2 separate regions of the Homo sapiens genome follow, and region 1 is linked to region 2. Evidence: chromatin contacts called from ENCODE Hi-C or POLR2A ChIA-PET data. All regions are on one chromosome and are shown on one strand. Each heading gives the region's core, a stretch centred on a gene start or an enhancer-like site at or near the end of the contact. The rest is flanking DNA. Distances are from core to core; before and after follow the strand shown.

The links. Hi-C counts contacts between places; a loop is a spot of excess contacts on that map. ChIA-PET counts read pairs that join two places held with the same protein, here RNA polymerase II (POLR2A). Pooled maps may share reads with other maps.
Region 1: a loop to region 2 is called in a pooled map, with 3 times the contacts of the local background. The contact joins the enhancer-like site here to the promoter of NTNG1 in region 2. A Hi-C loop is called at or near these places in 6 of 168 maps with a recorded cell type or tissue (A673, Calu3, MCF 10A and 3 more) and 14 of 50 pooled maps. POLR2A ChIA-PET finds 5 or more read pairs at or near these places in 1 of 52 experiments (HEK293T).

The regions. Positions count from the first base shown.
Region 1 is chr1:107,736,644-107,743,153 of GRCh38, forward strand. The region is part of intron 15 of VAV3 (vav guanine nucleotide exchange factor 3); the gene reads right to left. Among named protein-coding and RNA genes, the nearest start is that of MIR7852, 160 kb to the right of the region's middle. Within about 2 kb of position 2,673, at least 3 of the 41 ENCODE cell types and tissues checked have a DNase peak (open chromatin) inside an H3K27ac peak, as active enhancers do.
Region 2 is chr1:107,137,765-107,144,157 of GRCh38, forward strand. It overlaps NTNG1 (netrin G1), which reads left to right and starts at 3,275. Exons shown (of 8, transcript NM_001113226.3): 1 at 3,275-3,376. RefSeq lists an enhancer at 2,915-3,446 and silencers at 3,380-3,669, 3,690-3,969.

The DNA.
Region 1 (6,510 bases), core at 1,423-3,922, 600 kb after region 2:
CAAGGGATGTGAAGGATGTCTTCAAGGAGAACTACAAACCACTGCTCAACGAAATAAAAGAAGACACAAACAAATGGAAGAACATTCCATGCTCATGGATAGGAAGAATCAATATCGTAAAAATGGCCATACTGCCCAAGGTAATTTATAGATTCAATGCCATCCCCATCCAGCTACCAATGACTTTCTTCACAGAATTAGAAAAAACTACTTTAAAGTTCATATGGAAACAAAAAAGAGCCCGCATTGCCAAGACAATCCTAAACAAAAAGAACAAAGCTGGAGGCATCACGCTAGCTGACTTCAAGCTATCCTACAAGGCTACAGTAACCAAAACAGCATGGTACTGGTACCAAAACAGAGATATAGACCAATGGAACAGAATAGAGGCCTCAGAAATAACACCACACATCTACAAACATCTGATCTTTGACAATCCTGACAAAAAGAAGAAATGGTGGAAGGATTCCCTATTTAATAAATGGTGCTGGGAAAACTGGCTAGCCATATGTAGAAAGCTGAAACTGGATCCCTTCCTTACACCTTATACAAAAATCAATTTAAGATGGATTAAAAGCATAAATGTTAGACCTAAAACCATAAAAACCCTAGAAGAAAACCTAGGCAATACCATTCAGGACATAGGCATGGGCAAGGACTTCATGTCTAAAACACCAAAAGCAATGGCAACAAAAGCCAAAATTGACAAATGGGATCCAATTAAACTAAAGAGCTTCTGCACAGCAAAAGAAACTGCCATCAGAGTGAACAGGCAACCTACAGAATGGAAGAAAATTTTTGCAATCTACCCATCTGACAAAGGACTAATATCCAGAATCTACAAAGAACTCAAACAAATTTACAAGAAAAAATCAAACAACCCATCAAAAAGTAGGCAAAGGATATGAACAGACACTTCTCAAAAGAAGACATTTATGCAGCCAACAGACACATGAAAAAATGCTCATCATCACTGGCCGTCAGAGAAATGCAAATCAAAACCACAATGAGATACCATCTCACACCAGTTAGAATGGCGATCATTAAAAAGTCAGGAAACAACAGGTGCTGGACAGGATGTGGAGAAATAGGAACACTTTTACACTGTTGGTGGGACTGTAAACTACTTCAACCATTGTGGAAGACAGTGTGGCGATTCCTCAATGATCTAGAACTAGAAATACCATTTGACCCAGCAATCCCATTACTGGGTATATACCCAAAGGATTATAAATCATGCTACTATAAAGACACATGCCCATGTATGTTTACTGTGGCACTACTCAAAATAGCAAAGACTTGGAACTAACCCAAATGTCCAACAATGATAGACTGGATTAAGAGAATGTGGCACATATTCACCATGGAATAACTGTGCAGCCATAAAAAAGGATGAGTTCATGTCCTTTGTAGGGACATGGATGAAGCTGGAGCCATCATTCTGAGCAAACTATTGCAAGGACAGAACACCAAACACCGCATGTTCTCACTCATAGGTGGGAATTGAACAATGAGAACACTTGGACGAAGGGTGGGGAACATCACACACTGGGGCCCATCTGGGGTGAGGGAATGGGGGAGGGATAGCATTAGGAGAAAAACCTAATGTAAATCATGAATTAATGGGTGCAGCAAACCAACATGGCACATGTATACATACGTAACAAACCTGCACGTTGTGCACATGTACCCTAGAACTTAAAGCATATTAAAAAAAAGAAAAGAAAAGAAAATATATTGTCTTTTTACAATGCAAACTTCACAAGAGAAGTGAACTTGTCTATCACTCTACCCCTAGTGTGTAAAACACTTCCTGGGCATGTATTGTGAAATGCACAATACATAGTCTTATTCAAAAATTGTTTCAAGTATGACTTCCTTGCCATCTCCCCAACTAGCCTGCTATTGTCTACTGCCCCATAAAGACAAAAAACTAAGTTTCTCCCATCGTTTCCATTGCAAGGATTGCCAGTTTCCAATCGCAGCTTATTTTGTGTTGTATAGCCCAAAGTAGTAATTCTTGTGATCTAATCATTTCTTATCAAGAAGCAGCCTAAAAATAGTACATGTCACACTAACTGTTAGGTTTAGACTTATAGGTTAAAGCTTGATTATTATCATAGAATTCACTGCAGTGGAGACTTTGTCATATACTTGGAGGAAACCATATACCAAGTTGACTTAGTACAACAAACAACTCCAAAACAATCTTACTCTTTGAGCAAATCTCTACACTACTCAGACAAGCCGGAGACAGTAGCACAGTAACCACCACTGTCAGGTTAAACTCTCTGGCTGTACTATTATTGTTCATTTAAAAAGAAAAAGAAAAAAACAACAACAGATGAAAGGCTCTGTTATAAAGCCTCAGGGAAACAAACACTAATTCAGCTTACTAATTTTATTTGCATTTAGTTTTAACCAGGGTAATGCTTATTTGCTGATGGAAATTTCGATATCATCCTTTGCTCTTCCTCCTGCCTGTGACTTCTCCTTCCTCATAAGCATGTTCAAGAATGCCAAGAAGTATCAAATACATATTAAACATAACCAGAGAAAAATGAGAGAGCTTGATCCTCACTAGGCAATAACAAAACAAGAATACTATTTAATATTTACTAATCCTTTGTCATGCATGAAATACTTTCGCATGTTTCCGGATCAAACAGGCTATTGAAAGACTCCATTTCATGACAGCTGTGATTTTTCTGAGCACTGTCCCGTGTCCTACTTCCTTTTATTGCTGCCAGTATAGTTCCCTATCCTGACTTAACTGCCAATTTTGAAAGGTTATAGACAATACATTAGATTCAGGGAGAGTTGAGCTGGCTTCAACTTGGGAGATTAATGTGAATAGGTCAGCACCATGAGACTCTCAGCACAGCCCAGAGGCAACTGATGGTGCCGGCATGGATTCTGCACCCATAAACAAATTCTTCACATTAAAAACTGGTCATGCAAGCATTTTAAGGAGGAAGAATGTGAGGTTTTTAGAGAAAATAATTTCTCAACAAAAAACAATCCAAAAGGGCTGACAAATATACAGACAGTTTATAGACATATTTTGGCCATTATGCCAGTAAGGCCTCCAGTTTCCAAACAGACACTGACGGGCTTTGGACACTAAGAAAATGCCAAAGCAGGTGACAAAATGTCATCCCCACATCCAGCTCATCCAGGAAGGCTCCCCCTCTGGCCAACTCTTGATACCACCACAGGCTTCCTCTACCCCTTCTGGTTTTCCTTAGTATGCCCTCCAGGGAGGAAATTTCAGAGTAAATAACAGGCACAAATGGTATTGCTGCTGGGAAGAAAATGCATCAAGAGCACAAAGAGCATCACTGATTAAACAATGCTTCTTGGCTGGGCATGGTGGCTCACGCCTGAAATCCCACCACTTTGGGAGGCCAAGATGTGCGGATCACCTGAGGTCAGAAGTTTGAGACCAGCCTGGCCAACATGGCAAAACCCTGTCTCTACTAAAAATACAAAAATTACCTGGGTGTGGTGTTGCGTGCCTATAATCACAGCTACTCAGGAGGCTGAGGCAGGAGAATCACTTGAACCCAGGAGGTGGAGGTTGCACTGAGCTGAGATCGCGCCACTGTACTCTAGGCTGGGCGACAGAGCAAGACTCCATCTCAAAAAAAAAAAAAAATGCTTCTTGTTGATATGGCTGACTACTGAATAGAGAAAAAGTTACTACATGGCTGCTACTGGCCTGGACTCCGTGGGACCTGTCCTTTTCAATAAACCATGTGATAAAACTTAATGAAACTAGAAATTGAATAGATACAGTCTGTTCTGTGAGCAGACATTTTTAATATTCAATTAGACAGTAAAATAATAATGACAAATATAGATAATTCATCCAGGTTTATAGTTTTTTTTGGTGGAGTTAAAAAACATTTTGGAGCTAAATCATCATGATAGCCTAAGCAGGAATCACTGATACTAAAAATAAAAGAAAAAAAAAATCACACTTCTACAAAAGGCCACAGCGTGGTTTCATTATAGCTGAGATCATTTTGTGGTAACATATATTAACTAATTCTCTAGGCCTAAGTCATCTTATTTGTGCTGTAGGACAGGGGTCACTAACTACAGCCCACGGGCCAAATACAACCACTAGTGTTTTACTGGAACATACCACACTCATTCATTTATGTGAATCTATGGCTGCATTCGTAGTTAACTATGACAGAATTGAGTAGCTCTGACAGATACCATATGGCCCACAAAGCCTAAACCATTTACTCTCTGGCCCCCTACAACAAAATGTTGCTGGCCCTTGTTCTAAGAGACGAAATTTGTTGTCTCAACAGAAACTTATTTAAACATTTGAGAAGATCCAAACAAACCTCCTGATGAAGAAAATGAAAAAGAGGAGAGAGGAGGGGACAGGAAGGGAAGAGAGGACTAGCAGTACTCATAGCGGTAGTAGTTGCTGTTTCTTAGGCCTGCTTTAGAACTCCGACAGCTTCATGCAGATACTGTAGGCATCTCCATCTGGGCAAAAATATTAACAAAGTGAATCTTTTAAATTTTCACATTTGAATGTCAAATTTGTTGCCAAACCTTTAATAATAGAAACATGGGTCTTTCAAAAATTAACAACAAAGACCAATTTCTTTTGAAACACTCACTGGAGAGCTTAATTTTGAATTGCTGGGTAACATGACATGGCTTTATTCCTCTAAATCCCAGGATGGGTGTGGGAGGCACTCTGTCCGGCCTGACTAGCCGCTCCCTGAAGGGGTGGTGAGGCAAGGGGTGCTGGTCCTCTGCAGGGAGCAGTGCAGGGTGGGGAGGGTCATGCTCCAGGTGCTGCTGAGGGTGTCAAAGACCAGTGAAACAGCCGAGGGAACACATGCATGACATAAGCCCCACTGTGACGCCTGTTGGCATTACAAAAAATAGACTGTGAATGGATTTCAGGTGGAAAATGGAAAAGGCATAGATCCTTTCTCCTGGGTCTGACAGGTGGGAAAATTAAAAAAATATATACACACACACAAAAACCAAAAAAGCCACAGTGAATCAAGAACATGGACAGAGAGAGAAATATGAGAATGTAGGTGGGCCTTGAGCACCTCAGACCCTAAAACTGGAATCTGGGCTAACCTCTGTCTACATCTCCAAGGAGCAAGGAGGCCCCAAATACCATATGACTTGCATATTTTCTACAATTTTCAATATACAAATGAGTGAGATCAGTGCTACTTAAATGACAGGCTAGATAAAATGAGAATTGCCCATCCTGCTTGGTTCCAAAAATTTTATCCAAGCAAGCCAGACTACTAGAAAGAAACATCTGGAAGGGCTAGCATCAGGTTAGGTGTCTATAAAAATGCCTTAGCAAAACTGCAATTACATAGTTGAAGGCTTACATAAAAGAGAAATACTCATCTATGGCATCAACTTCAAGAATATCAAAAAATCTAATGCTGCTGGTAGAGAACATGTTTTTCAATGTCTCCTACCTAAGGATCCACACTATATAGCCTTCTTACCATACAGGAAAAACTCTCTCCTCCAAAGGGCTGTTGTAATATTTTGCCACACAATAAGAATGCCACAACTCATCAAGTCTTTTTTTTTCCCACTTGTCTTGGTTGTCAGAAAACTTACAGAGTAAAATTTCAAATTTACAACAAAAATATGATACTGTGCTATGAAAGATCACGCATGTGAACAACAGGGACAAGATCCCTGCCCTCATGCAAGAAACAGACATTAAATAGGCAAACAGATCTAATGGCAACCCCATATTCCATGGGCCCAGACAGTTCAGCCTTGGGCCACTAAAGGTACACCAAAATAAACAAAAGATAATTTCATTCTTTACTTAGCATTTCAAAGAACATAAAGGAAAGATAAATTGAGATTCCAAACACCTGCATCTCAAAAGGCCTTTTCCCCTTCTCAAATCTCTCAGATGCCATAGCTATCCCAGAGCCTTACTCACACCAAACAAACCCAATACTTTCTTTCCATTCCCAGATCCACGAGGCTTTCTTTTCCCCTTTCCCACATCTCTAACCATGAGGTTCAACTTAACTTCCCTTCCAATAAACAAAACAGAATCCTTATTCTTTAGGAGAAAAGAGAAGTAAAACTGAAACGACCTCAGATTCTAACAGGCAGAGGGATTGTTGGATGAAGAGAAGGCAGTAAACAGGATGCTTGGATAATTTTTGTCTGGCAATATAAATACAATTGTGAGAGAATATAGAAAAGGTGGTATTACTCACTTAGCATAGGGGTCAGGAGAGATCTCCCTCACAAAGTAACATTTACAGCCAAGACCTGCAGGATATAGAACCAGCTACTCAAAGAACAGGAGGAAAGACCAGGCCTGGCAGGGAAAGCTTATGTGTGAATATCTGAGGCCTGGGCATTCTCTAAGAACTGAAACACACAATCTAACTAGAAAAAAAGAAACAAGCACAGGGAAAACTGATAGGAGATGGGGCTGGAAAGATGGGTGGGATAAAACCAGTCAGGGCC
Region 2 (6,393 bases), core at 2,025-4,524:
AGTTGAAGAAGAATGAGGAATGTGTAGAAACCAGCCAAAGATCTAAAGCCAGAGAACTGAAAGATCAAACCATTCTTCTCCAAAAGGAAAAAGAAAAAAAAAAAAAGTAGAGTTGAAAGGTTAAATAAAAACGGAAAAATAGTTTTTTCCAAAGAAAGTTAAATATATATATGGCTAGAAAAAGCAAAGAATGATAAGAAAAGGTAGGTATCCCCTAAATGATTTATCTTGGAGGCAATGAAAACTCTAAAGTCAATTTCTGATCAGTGTATATCATATAAACAAATATGCAAAGGTATATTGAGGAAAGCTGGTTTAATATATGCACGTTAGTTTGGGGAAGTATATCAAATCCACTTAAACTGCTTTTTTGGAGAAAAAGTCCTTACCACCTGATTGCTGCTGGAGGAGAGAACAAGATCTGGAAGGGAAGGGGTTTTAATGTTGAAAAGTCTCTGATGATTCTGATTTACTTCCTTGAGTTTAGATCCACATGTTTAGTTGGTGATTCACTGAGCTTCTGCAAAGGTCAGAGCACATGTTCCACAGAAAAACTCACCTCTGAAAGACTCTCCCACTCCTGTAGTGGGAGGTGTTACCTAACTGGAGAGGTTCCCATTTACATATCACACTTACTTGGGATTGCCTCATAGTCAAAGGAATCCTGGGAATGAGGGATGATACAGGAAGAGAGGAAGGGAGGTCAGTTCCAAGATTTTGACAGATGAAAACAAGTATTTTTCCAGGTTGGGAGCCAAAATCACAAAGATCTTGGTATATTCCAGAAGAGAGTTCTCTAATCTCTGCATAGATTTATTTTATTTTTACTACAGAAGGGCCTTAAATGACCAGATAAAGCAGAGGATGAGAGTTCAGAAAGGCTTTCTTGGCTTGAGAGAGAAGGGCAAGAGAGAGGAAAGGCTGAGAACTGTCTGTATTTCAGGATCTAGGCCAAGGGGCCAACGAGAAATAAGAAGGCCACTCTTGGTATTGTTTATTATATCCTATTGCAAAGGGCTCCCATAGAAAGAACTGGGATCTAAGGGCCTGTGAAGGAGGATTAGGTGGTGAGTAACATCTCCATATAGTCAGTATGTTTTAAACCTGGAGGAGCATGGCTAGAGACAGGGGGAAGAGCCAGACTTGGCCACTGTCTAAGAACCCTTGGTAGGAGTTTCAGCCCTGCAGGTAACTCTTTTTTGCAATGTCAGCACTACAGGACAAAGGTGGGAAAGAGGAAAGCACATGAATCCCAGATTCCTGCACTCAGAGATTCCGAAGGCGACTTATTGTGGCCTCTTAGGTGTTAGAGGGAAGGCTGGGGGTGCCTGAAATCCCTGCCCACTTCCTGGCTGCCCAGGGCCAAGGAGGGCCTGGTTATAGGCCCAACTCAACAAACTTCTCCCCCATCCATCCTTTTACCACACCACCCCCAGTCATCACAGAAAAATGACCCAATTACTCAGCCTCCTGCCTTAATTGTGGGACACATAGTGACTAAGTGTTCACAATTGCCCATTTCTTCCACCCCCCCCCCACCCGCCACTTTGCCTTGACCAAACATGAGTCAGGCTTCTCTCCAGCAGGTCCCTGGAATTTAGCTTGCCCCCCAAATCTGAGCAAGAACTAAAATGTGAAACATTCACCATTGTTAGCTTATCTTCCAAATTCTTGGACCACAGAGACACATTTCTTGTTCAACCAAGAGGGTCTTGAAGTGAGTTGTTTCCCCCATCCACTTGGCTTTGCCTATTGCTTGCTCCCCCTTATATATATAGAAAAAAAAGGCCGATTTCTGTTTGGTTTTGAGAGGTTTGCAGATTTCTGAGATCAGAGCGTTTTCCCTGTTGCAATAGTCTTTCTTTCTAATGGAAGTCTCCCTATCTTATCTAAATTCGGATTTGTTTCTGTTTGACGTTAATGTGTAGCTAAGAGTGATCCCAGGTGAGTCTGAGCCCGCCTTGGTGGGGAATGAAGCCTGGAGCATCGGAGCATTTGTCTTTCTCTTAGAAAAGGCAAGGAAGCCTGAAATGCGCAGCTCTCCCTTGAACTTCAACTTTTTAAAGGGGAATGAATTTCTAAAGGAGGAGTTTCCAGTCTAGGGCTGTAGGGGCCTCCGGGCAAAGGAAGTGCTTGTTGAAAAACAACATTGTGATCACTTCCAGCGGCGAAGGGTGTGCTTGGGAACGGTTTGGGGAGGGGACAGAAGAGAGAGGGGTGGGATGGACGGCGGCAGAAGTGGGAGGTACACGAGGAGTTACTGGAAACGGCGCTTCTGTGGAGGAGCCGGGGGGGATGGGGAGTAGAGGGAGGGGGCCCTGTTGCCTCAGCGCCCCGAGGTCGTGGAGCGGCAGCAGCTGCAGCCGGAGCAGCACCAGCAACAGCAACAGCGAGCGGGACGGAGTTAGGACCGCTCGGAGCGCACAGGTCTCGAGGTAGTATAAGGTTTGCTATCCTTCCACTTGCTGGCAGTTGCAGAAGAAGATCTGCTTTTTAAGTGAAACGTACATGCCACCCCTCCGAGGGCTGCGGCTTCCCCGGGCTTGCTTCTTTGCCGCTCCTCTTTCCGGCTCTCGCGCTCACTCTTTAATTGGCACTGGCCCCTAAGTTTGCCAGGAGCTCGCTGCCCGCTCGGAGCAGGGTCCCGGCCGGGAGCCGCTGGTGGGGGCGGGGAGTCCGGGAGCCGCAATCCAGAAGCGTCGTGGGCCATGTATATTTCATCAAACGGACTTTGGGTGCGTCGCGTCTCACTGCCATCAGTGCTATGTGCAGTGACATTTCTGACTTGAGTGGAGGAATGCGCGAAGGAAACCCGGGCGAAATTGGTATTAGAGGATCTTCTTGGCGCCAATGCTAATTGTCCTGATTTATGCCCCTTCTGACTAAGCTCAACGTCTTCATCTGAAATAAAATGAAAGCGGTGCCAAGCGGCATAGAACCGCCTGGCCGCTGGTTCTGATCCCCGGGAACCAGAAAATCGTCCTGCGGCTTGAAAAAAAAAAAAAGAGGAAAAAAAAAAGAAATAGAAATAGAAAAAAGAAAAAATATCCCTCAGTAAAAGTTTAAGGCGAGAAGTGTCAGAGGCAGCGGAGCGAGGAGGCGCGGAGGAGAGCCGGCGAGCAGGGGACTGGGCTGGCACGACCTCCGAAGGCTGAGATCTCATTATTAATATCACTATATTTTTGGAGGGAGAGGCACCTTTCTCATCCTCTCTTCCTCTCCGCCCACCCTTACTCCCTCCCCCTCATCTACCTGTCAAAGTCACTGATCTTTTGCATTTCGGAAGAGGACGTCAACGGGAAGGAATTCCCCCTCTGGGTGCGGGCTCCGAGAGGGGGCGACTTGCAGGAGGCTCCCCCCGGGGGCGGAGGCGAAGGTAATTAAGCGGCGGGGAGTGGCGGGCCGGCGCTGGGTTCTCGGTCCTCGGGGTCCTCTCCCGCCGGCGGCCGGGCGCGATCGGAATCCCCGGGCTGCGGCGGTGGCGGCGGCTCGGGTCCTCACGCCCACCCCTCCCGCTCCGCCCGCTCCCGCCTGGGGAGGAGGCTCCGCGGGAGCTGCCGCCCTCCGCCCGTACGCCGCCCGCGGGCTCCGCTGCTGCGGCCGCCGCCCGAGGCGGACCAGGCTGGCTGCGCAGGGCCGCCGCCCCGCGCCGTCGGCTCGGCTCCCGCCCGGCGCAAGGGCAAACGAGCCACACGGTAAGTGCCTGCGGCTCGCCTCTCCTACTGCGACCCGAGCCTCTCGCCCGTGCCCCTCTCCCCCGGGTTTCCCCACCCCCCGCCGCCCCCCGCCCCACCCGCTGCGATGCACAGGCGGGAGGGAAGGCTCCGGGTGGGCGAGGAACTTTGTAAAGCGCCCCGAGGAGGCAGCGCGCGGAGCCCTACGCGCACACACAGCGGCACACGCTCACACCCACACACAAGTCTTCCCGGGGGTGCGCCCCGGGCCGGTGATGCGTCCTCTTGTTGTGTCCGGAGCCCAGGCGTGGGGTCTGAGCCTCCATCCGCCGACTGACAGGGGCCCCGCGCTCTCCCTCTCTCACGCACACCTGGCCACACACATCGCTCAGGCGGCTTGTCGTTATTTTTTCTTTCTTTCGCCAATTATATTTGTTTGGGGAAAAGCAAACAAAAAAAACAAAAAAACACTTGCCCTATTGCCGGCCTTGGGGATCTGGTGGCCACATCGAGAGCTTTTGAAGTCCCTTCTTTTAATCGCCTTTATTGGTGCTAGATTAAAACATTACTATCCCATGTTGTGCAGCTGGGGAGAAAGGGAAATTGAAAGAGGAAGACTTGGTGTAGGGATGCTGTTTGGAATATTCTCTCATATTCTTTACTGGCATCATATTAATCGGTTGATGGATTCGGCTAGGGACACTGAATTGCACTCCTGTATGGATCTGTGGATATCTATATATAATACAAATAATACTGAATATTATTGGGCCTAAAATAACCAATTAAGTGATTCATACAAGGAAAAACTTAGATATAAAAAGAAACTGCGCCCTCTGCTGTTAATTTTAGTACCCTCACCCGGGGACTTTTTTTTTTTTTCCTTCAGAAATCCACTTAAGAGTAGGCTGTCATCTTACAGGGCAAGGGAAGAAAATTCCTAGCGGGGATTTTAAAGCAACTTTACTTGGAAAAGTCGCAGGTTGAGCTCCTATAGTTGCATCAGGTACAGATTTCCAGTGAGTAGACGGTCCTCCTCTCTCACCCATTCTTCTCTTTATACAGGGAATAATGGAGCCACTCCTCATAACAAATTGTCAATCTTTGGAATGGAAAATTCTGAGTAAGATTCAGAACTCCACTAAACATATGGTGAATCTGGCAGTAGAATTGCTCTAGAAATAAGGCCCTGTTTTATGACTGAAAATACTAAAAGTTGTTTTATCTTACAGAAATGAAAAAAAAAAAAACCCAGGAAGATCTTCCATTAAAATCACTTATTCAGATATGCTTAGTAGTTAAGCTTGTTGGAAAGTTTTCCAAAAAATAATTTTTTTTTTTTTCAGGGGAGGCTTTTCTGTTTTGTTTGTCCCTTGAGGAGGATCTCTAGTGAGGGAATTAGCAATTCCACATTTCATTAAGTATTTTGAACTGTGTCACTTTGAATGCCTTACCCGCCTCCCTTTCTCTTTGGCAAAGGAAAAGCAGCTCAGTAACTGTCCAAGATTCTTTTTGAAGATAAGCAACTTTCGATTTTTCATTAAGATAAAATTTGGATCTCTGCATGTGGATCAACATGCAAGGAAAAATGTGCATCAAGTATTTCACATGTAATGTTGTTCCAGGGATATATTTTCTTTTCTGGATGCCGTGAAATGAGATATATTTCACCCACTGAAGACCACCATGAAGGCATTCAGGATTCTATATACTGCACTACTAATTTGGTGGTATTTCCTTACTGTGGAATTTAAGACGGATAATCTTAAAACTTTTGCATGGAAACAGTTTATTTGAACATAAAGCTGGTTTCCTGTTAATATTTTTGTTTTGTCAGTTTTCAATGGGTATATGTGTTAAAATGATTCAGGTTAGCCTTTTTAGGAGGAGGCAAATGTATTTTGCAGTTTCCTTTTGTATATTTGCAAGTGGTGCAAATACCTATTTTTGCTTCCATTATTATTCTGAAAAATATTCAGGTAATTTGTTTAAAAAGTTAAACCATTACACATTTATTTGATAGGATTTCTAAGTGTCATAAAAATTTGGAGAGTTTTAGTTACAAAGGCATCAAGTCACTTGGAAAAAAGAAAATTGGATTCAACTTTGAAAACCAATTATATGTTAACATTGAAATATATGTGTGTGAATTATATTGTATAGGAGATTATATTAGTAAAGTCTTAGGTTAGTATGAGATTTAGCATACTTTAAAAAATAATTTTATTTGCAGAATCCAAAGTTCTGTTTCAAAACTTCAGGTAGGTGTAGATTTTCTCATATATGCGTTTGAGACCTTAGATCTCTGAACTTCCCTGCATGAGAATTAAATATTTGTTTTTCATGTGGTAATTAAATTCCAGATTTCTTCTAGGCTTAACTGATTCTGAAATAGTTTTGGGTATTATCCCATCCTCAATCATCCTGCAAAACATGTGCTATCTAATTTCTTGAATCAGTCTTCTCTCAATGAAAATAGAGATCTTTCAATTACCACGGTGTGTTATTTGGGTTTATTAAGAATCTCATGATAGACAGTTGCTCATAATACCCAATCAAGTGTGAGTAAGCTATGCCAATGATGTTGCAGTACATATTAAATTCCTTATATTTTGAGAGACAGTTAACAAAAGGATAGAAGCATATGTTTTCCATTAAGTTGACTAGAAAATGCTTTCTTCAGAACAAATAGCTGCAAAGAGCATTGAATACATGTTAA